2 separate regions of the Homo sapiens genome follow, and region 1 is linked to region 2. Evidence: read pairs that join two places in POLR2A ChIA-PET (ENCODE). Cell type or tissue: GM12878. All regions are shown on one strand.

What was found. Peaks named below come from ENCODE experiments on the same cell type or tissue, not always from the same donor. Only the 100,000 strongest peaks of a DNase experiment are listed, where the experiment ranks them.
Region 1: POLR2A ChIA-PET joins it to region 2 with 5 read pairs; 2 of 35 experiments call an interaction of 5 or more read pairs at or near these places.

The regions. Positions count from the first base shown.
Region 1 is chr1:213,254,439-213,258,438 of GRCh38, forward strand. The region is part of intron 12 of RPS6KC1 (ribosomal protein S6 kinase C1); the gene reads left to right. Among named protein-coding and RNA genes, the nearest start is that of RPS6KC1, 210 kb to the left of the region's middle. In GM12878, no CTCF peak of the experiment used is centred here; a DNase peak (open chromatin) is centred at 2,333.
Region 2 is chr1:213,375,236-213,379,235 of GRCh38, forward strand. It overlaps a transcript of RPS6KC1 not described here. Among named protein-coding and RNA genes, the nearest start is that of RPS6KC1, 330 kb to the left of the region's middle. In GM12878, no CTCF peak of the experiment used is centred here; no DNase peak of the experiment used is centred here.

The DNA of each region.
Region 1 (4,000 bases), 120 kb before region 2:
GAGAAAAGGAAGAAGATTGAGGAATGCTTGCTCATCTTAGCATAATCCACTTTTTGGGCATCTTAGGTTAATGGAGGGAGAAGAAGTTATGAGAAAGGCTCATGAGTGCTTTTGAAAACACTTTCAGGATCATAAAATTACAGATTATAAGAGGCTGAAAGAATGTTAGAGGTCTGGCTGTTCTCATTTTCAGAGAAGCATAGTGATATACTCAGCCAAGCTCAAGCAGCAGCATAACCAGAGCCCTGGCAATACATCTGTTTGACTTAAGGACAAAAATCCAGGATTCTTTGATATCACCATCTCTTTTTGAGTTTTTGTGGGAATAAACTGAGAAATTGTTTTCTGAGGTAATAGTTTGTTTTTCTCTGATCATGTTTCTTAATGCCTGTAGTGTGCCACTACACTTGTGGAGAATAAGGATACTGTTTTACCAAGCCTAGAAATTGCAATTATAGAATGTAGCGGTAGGGAATGGGGCATGCCCAGAAACTTAACACCTTGTGTTTTATAGGAAAAATGTTTTGAAAATTGGCAAAAAAAAAAAGTGGTAGAATTTATCCTTTAAAATATTTTTCTAGGCCAGGCGTGGTGGCTCGTGCCTGTAATTCCAGCATTTTGTGAGACCAAGGCAGGAGAATTACTTGAGCCTAGGAGTTTGAGACCAGCCTGAACAACATGGTGAAATCCTCTGTCTACAAAAAATAGAAATAAAAAAATTAGCCAAGTGTGGTCCCATGCCTGTGGTCCTGGGACCCATGCCTGTGGTCCCAGCTACTTAGGAGGCTGAGATGGGAGGATTGCTTGAGCCCAGGAGGTCGAGGCTGCAGTGAGTCATCATCCTGCCACTGCACTCCAGCCTAGGTGACAGGATGAGAACCTTAAAAAAAAAAAAAAGGAAAAGAAAACAAAATGTTTTTCTACTTGTTTCTAGAGATTTTTCAAATTTGAGGTAGGAGTTAAAGGGGATTTCTCAAATTCACTGTGTTAGTCTTTTAAAATAGCCTCAGAGACTTACATGGTATTTCTTTTCATTCTCTACTTTTGATTTTAGGTACATATACCTGATGTTTATAGTAACTATCGTGTTGCTTTATATATAAATCAGTGTTGTTGGTTTATGCTTAGATTTTTTATATAGAGTTTGCAAGTAAAGTAGTTTTGATAGCCACACAACCTCAGGCTTCTTTTTGGCAATACAGTTTCAGTGTGTATCTTAAAATTTTTAATCTAAGAATTACTGATATTTAAGGATGTTAAAAGGGCAACCAAATAAAGTCCTTTGTTCTGATAATTGAAAGAATTTTTTTTCTGTTTTAACACCTATAAAGAAATTCTACAACTGCTTACCTTCACCTGTTCTAATATTTAAGCTTCCTAGCTGTTAGGAAGTTCTTCTTTATATCTTACCTAAATACAGCCTAAATGCAGAACTCTTTGTCGTAGCTTAGAGTCATGTATGAAAATCAAGGACAGTTGGTCATGTTACCAATTTCACATTAATTAATGAATCACTGCTTGATATAAAGTCATTTTGAACAGTTTCAAGCTGCATTGTTAAGGGGATGGATTTAAAAATTATTCAATGTCTTCTTTTCTGGTTTCCATGAAAAACCAATTTACCTTTTTACAGTTCTTATCCTTCTCTACTACTCCAGTCAGATTAAAGATGACATTCAGCCTAGCTGCCTTCATAGTTTCAAAAGCAGTTTTCCTTAGATGGGACCAGCAGTGTCTTTAGGCCTAAGTGTGTTAGAAAGCTGAACTAATCATATCTGAGAGGAGGCAAGAAAGAAAGTCAATGGGGAAGAAATGAAGCAGGCTGTCCGTGGAAGAGAGGAGATGAAGATCCAGGAAAGATGGAAAATGGGGAGTGAAAGAGGTAGACTGTGGTTGACAGCTTAGCTAAAGTGTCTCCAGCAGTTATCTCAGGTGCCACTTCGTGTCTTGGACTAGCTAGCAAGCCCACTGAGGAGTGGGAATGTAAGTAAGCTTTGCAGGGGTGTCCAATCTTGTGGCTTCCCTGGGCCACATTGAAAGAAGAATTGTCTTGGGCCACATAAAATACACTAACACTAACGATAGCTGATGAGCTAAAAAAAAAAAAAAGTCGCAAAAAAAATCTCATGATGTTTTAAGAAAGTTTACAAATTTGCATTGGGCTGCATTCAGCCCACAGGTTGTGGGTTGCACAGGCTTCCTCTAGGGGATTCTTAGGTCTCTTGCTGCTGTCTGTGTTGCCTCCCATTCAGATTGGGGCTCATCAGACACTGTGGCAATCCACATTTGGAGCAGTACATTGGTCATTATTTACCTGTTATGGACCCTGGCAGAAGATTACTTAGGGATTTCAAAGCAGCATAAAGCCTACTTCTTAGACTCTGCAGTTGAGCAAGTTCACAGAAACCAATACAGGAATCCACCTTGTCTGTCTTATGAAGTGCCTCTCAAATTTTTCTGCTTATGTACTTGACTGTAGAGGTGATACGAAATGAGTATCCCAGGGGACCAGTGAAATAAGATTCTGAGGTTTCTTTGAAGTCTTTTTATCTTGCAAATCCATGCAAATTTTACATTGTGTTCCATAATAGGTCTATTTATTTTAAAAAATAGTAATAGTAAAACAATACTCCATCCCCTCCCCACATACAAAAGTCTCTGAGGCTCAGGAATATGGACTGTGCTTATCTTGTGGCTTCAAGAACACACTCTCCCTCGGCCTCCCCACTAACACATTTCATCTGGGGTGCGTGTTCCCTGCAGTGCTGTGGAAAACAAACATAACATGTAGCTTTTGAGGATCTAGGCTACGTTGTTGGTGGCACTTTGGACCTTTTGCTGAATTTAAAAGGTACCTTTATAAGTATGTTAGCCATCGATTAGACAGACCCATCTGGGCAATCCTCTGCTCAGTTTTAACGAGGAACCTCATGAGCAGAGACTTAGAATGGGGCTTTAGTCTAGAGCTCCTTAGCACATGTTATTAGACCCTATAAACCATCTCATTAATTTTTACATCTCTAAGCTAACTGGATCAGATGTCCTGCTTCTTCCTGGGCACATAAATACAATATTCTCTCCCAAAGTCACCATACCCAAATAAGTTCTTCCATAAGGTTGCTTAGAGATTGTAAATAATTCATGTAAAGTATTAAACATGGTTTCTTACATGTAGTGAGCAGCCAGGAAATGGTAGCTGCTATTTTATTATTGCTGCTATCATTATTGCAATGTGTACCTACTGTGAACAAAGCAGCATTATAAATGGAAAGTAAAGCTGGTTGGTGGCACATTCAAAACTGATGGCTGACAGATAACTTTGGATCTTGAATTGTAAACAGGTAAAACTTTTTTTTTTTTTTTTTTTTTTTTTTTTTTTTTTTGAGATGGAGTCTTACTCTGTCGCCCAGGCTGGAGTCCAGTGGTGTGATCTTGGCTCACTGCAACCCTTGCTTCCTAAGTTCAAGTGATCCTCCTATCTCAGCCTCCCAAGTAGTTAGGACTACAGGTGCACACCACCACACCTGGCTAATTTTTGTATTTTTATTTTTTATTTTTTTTGAGATGGAGTCTCGCTCTGTTGCCCAGGCTGGAATGCCGTGGCATGATCTCAGCTCACTGCAACCTCTGCCTCCTGGGTTCAAGCAATTCCTCTGCCTCGGCCTCCCGAGTAGCTGGGACTACAGATGCGCGCCACTACGCTTGGCTAATTTTTTGTATTTTTAGTAGAGACGGGGTTTTACCGTGTTAGCCAGGATGGTCTCGATCTCCTGACCTCATGATCTGGCCTCCCAAGTGCTGGGATTACAGGCATGAGCCACCGCACTGGCCCATTTTTGTATTTTAGTAGAGATGCGGTTTCGCCATGTTGGCCAGGCTGGTCTCAAACTCCTGACTTCAGGTGATCCTTATAATACTAAGAAGTATACACTGCTTGTGATATGATTAAAGAAAATGGAGCAAATGAAATTCTTGAACAAAAAGATATTTAAGAAATAAA
Region 2 (4,000 bases):
CATACACACATATATACACACATACACACATATACACATACATATATACACACATACATACACACATACACACATAGGCATATACACATATATACACACATACACACATATACACACATATTTAATAAATACATATTTTCTGATAAGGTTTTCTCTTAACCTCGTGCAAAGTGTGTATATCTGTTGTAAGTGAATTAAGGTGGTAGATTTCGAGGTGAATGCTGAATGCCAGATAATAAAAGTGTTCATAATAGAAAATTTGGGGGAAAACACAGAAAAGCAAAAAGAAATCACTTGCCATCGGATCCCCCACCCCCAAGAACATGTTGAGGGATGTAGGAGATTGTATAAGTAATTGGGCATTTGAGGGAGCACATATTGGTTAGGATTCTTTTGGTTATAAGTGACAGAAATCCAATTCAAAAGACCTAGGTAAAATGGTGGCTTGATTATAAGGATCTGGGGTTGTCTGTCTCATGCACCCCAAGGGCAGAAATGTGGCCAGGGCTCAGAAACAGCAAGACAGGGGGACCTATGTTTTGTCAGGACACTCCTTCTCTAACTGTTTCTTCCTTTCTGCATTTGCCTCCTCCCCGCTCTACTTTTATGGATTGGCTGCTGGGGGGTCTCTGGCCCAGAGGGCCAGACACATGGGCCCACAGCTGCAACTACTAGGCATGCTGTCCTATCGTTTCTGCTGCTGGAAAGAGAAAGACTCCCTCAGTTCCAATTCCAGAATTACTGGGGAAGGAGAGAATTGTCCTGGCTTGGGTCAGATGTCCACCCTGGACCAATCAGCTGTGGCCAGGGGCCAGCCATATTGTGTATAATGGCTCTTCTCGTGACAACTGTGTGTGTGTGTGTGTGTGTGTGTGTGTGTGTGTGTGTGTGTGTGTAAAGTTTCCAGAAAAGCTGGAAACAAGGACAGAGAAAGTAGATACTGGCAGACAAAACAATATCTAGTACTGTATATGTTTTCCATATTTGTATAACTGAGATTAAACTGTATGTAAATGAATCTTGTTTTTAACTAAATGTTATGTCATTAGCATTTCCCTAGTCCCTAAAATCTTTGTAAATTGCATTTTGAATTATTGCATTGTATTCAATAATTTGGATTTACTTAGCAAATTCCCAGTTGTTAGATATTTAGGTTGTTTCTATTTTTTTTAAAATTGCATACTTAATGATGTTGAGGTGTTAAAAAATTTCAGCTATCATGAGTAATGCGATGGTAGAAGACAGTTTTCCTCATTTCATGCAAGAATTAGGTACATTATTGAGAATTAAAAAAAAAAAAGATATGGTCCCACAGTTCCTCATCCTATTTCAAAATTGATGCAAACCGTTCCTCCGATTTTGCCTCCTGCTCTGCTTCTCTTTCCCTTTCTATCCTTCTCTAACTGGAAATGGCAGTAGGAGTTGATGGTTGTGCAGTGCAGAGAGTGGGCAGACAGACAATTAGGGGGTCCCCTGGGGCTCCAGGTTTGCCTTGTCTCTGCCTATTTTCTTTCTGGAAATAGATCTAGGTAGAGTGAACCATACAAGTAAACCCTGCTACTTTGTAACAATCAACACCCCCAAAGTTAGGCATCTCAGGAATGAGGCTCTCTTCAGATGAAGCTGGAGGAAGTAGTGCGAGATAATACAGGACTGGAGACAATCAGGGAGAAGAAGAATGAGGTGGAGGGCTTGTGGTCGGGGGGACCTCAGCAAAGGTTGGCTTCTCAATCTGTGTAACATTCCTGACCACCTTGCACTGGGGACCAAGTAAGAGTCGCCAAACCACTAATCTGCCACATTCTCCTCTGGGAAGGTAAGTCTGGGAAGGCCCGTCTTGGGATGTTGGTGGTTTGCAACATCCTGTGACTTTTCCCAAGTTGGAGTTAAACATTTGCTCAGGCTGAAATGTGCTTTAAAGGCTCTGAGACTTCCTGAACGTGGGGGTCATTGGATGTTTTCTAGTGGAGAGCAAATTCCTGAATGCGATAACCTTTTCTCCTTAGCTGCAGGGAGTTTAGACTTTTTGAAGGAAGTTCCGTTGAAATTCACAAGAGAGGGAAGGAAAGTAAAAATCATGACCTACTCTGTGCTGCATGCTTCCCATCGATTTGATCTTTCTGAGGTCTGAACTGGGAGTACCCTAAACAGTTCTCTCTGTGTCAGATTCACTGGTCATTTAGAGCTGCTCTATTGTTTCAGGTGTTCTGTGTTTTGAGGAGAAGGTGCAGAATGTCCTTTGTCATTGTTTTTCTGCATTTTCTAACACTTTCTATTTGTGGAATACTATGGTTTTTATTAGATATTCCAGTTCCTTCTGTCCTGGAGTGGCTCCAACTGATGTTTTATCATCCTTATTTGTTTTGAATAATAATAAGTGAATAATAATACTAAATGCCATGACTCCAGGAGGTGGAACATTTCTCAAGCTGGAGCTGTATTTAATTTTGTTTTGGAAACTGCTAAAATCATTCAATACGACAAGGCTAAGAGGTGCTACATGTCTGATTGGGGGTGGGAAAATAGGAAATAAAAATATTCCTGCTCAGTTTGGGAGGAAGAGAACTGGCAGCTGAATATGTTTCTTACCTTCATGGGGAAGCCCTACCTCTGAGCTTGACAGCATCTTGACAAACCTTGAATAAATAGGAAAATCCTACACATTGGGACTTTAGTCCTAAAACTTGGCATTTGGGGATAACAATTTATACTTTGACACGATATAGGGAAGAAGGATTTGGCAAGTAAAGAATAATGCAAATAGCAGGAGCAAGGTTTAAGCCCCTTGAGAGACCTATTTCCCCAGCTCCTGTTAGGGCAGCTCTGAGGGCCCTCCACCCAGCAACCTTGCTTAATGGAGGCATTGCCATCTGAGGAACTGAGGTACGCTGTTGTAAGCTGATAATTGCAGTACCTACCAGACAACCACAACTGTGACTTTCTCCTAATTTAACTCTCCCTCTAAGTGTGAAACTGTAGTTAGTAAAATAAAAATAGAGTTCTAGAATAACTGGCTTTGTTCAAGGAATTATGCCATGTGACTTTGCCTTTTTGTTCTGTTTCCCCATCTGTAAAGAGGGGATGATAATGGGTCCTCCTTATGGGACTGGTGGGAGGATTAATTCAACTCATTGGTTAGAAAAATGCCTGGCATGAAGTGAGTGATCAATAAATACATTTAGTTATTTGTTTTGGGATGGTCATGTACATAGCCTTTGCTTGCTAAATTGCATTCGTGTTTTTCTCGTCTTGATATAAGCTTGTGCTCCCTGAGCAGAGGGCAGGGAAAGTGGGGAGAGAAAGTTTGGAAATGTGTTGAAAAGGAAAGAGGAAACTGATGTTTACTGAACCCAAACTATGTAGCAGGTACTGCCCCACCATTATTTTATTTAATAAATAAATGATGGATACACATATCCATATTTTATATATCCATATTTATTCATTCGTGAAATGAATGCGTGAGAATAAAGGCCAGAATATTTTGTTTCCTTTAGAGCTGAGAAGAAGTGAAGAATCCTGCCAAGCAAGAGCAGTATGTGCATAAGAGAACGAGGCCCTAGCCCAACATGCCCTTCCTCCGACATCCATCCAAGGCACACCTCACAGGTCACCTGCCATGTTCATTCTGGAGAAAACACAGCTTGGTGAGTGATTTATGCTGGGATCTGACAGAGATCCTAGGCCAGGCTACCCTAGACAGGGTGGCTCATCAAGAGAAGGCTGAGGGGGAGAGAGTTCCCTGCTAGGGTCCTAGGGGAGAAGTGTGGCAGTGGCCAACCCCCAGGTTCTCGGCAAGGGTTGGGTGGTTGTTTTCAGATGGTCCTATTGTTGTCTAACTTCAGGCAAGACCCTTGACCTTTCTGAGCCCTGCTTTCATTCTCTGTGAAATGGGAATGAGAACACCTACCTTACAGGACTGTTAAAGGCCTGGTACGTGTGGATCTTCAATTGTTATAGATTGAATTCTGTCTCTCCCAAATTCATATGATGAAGTCCT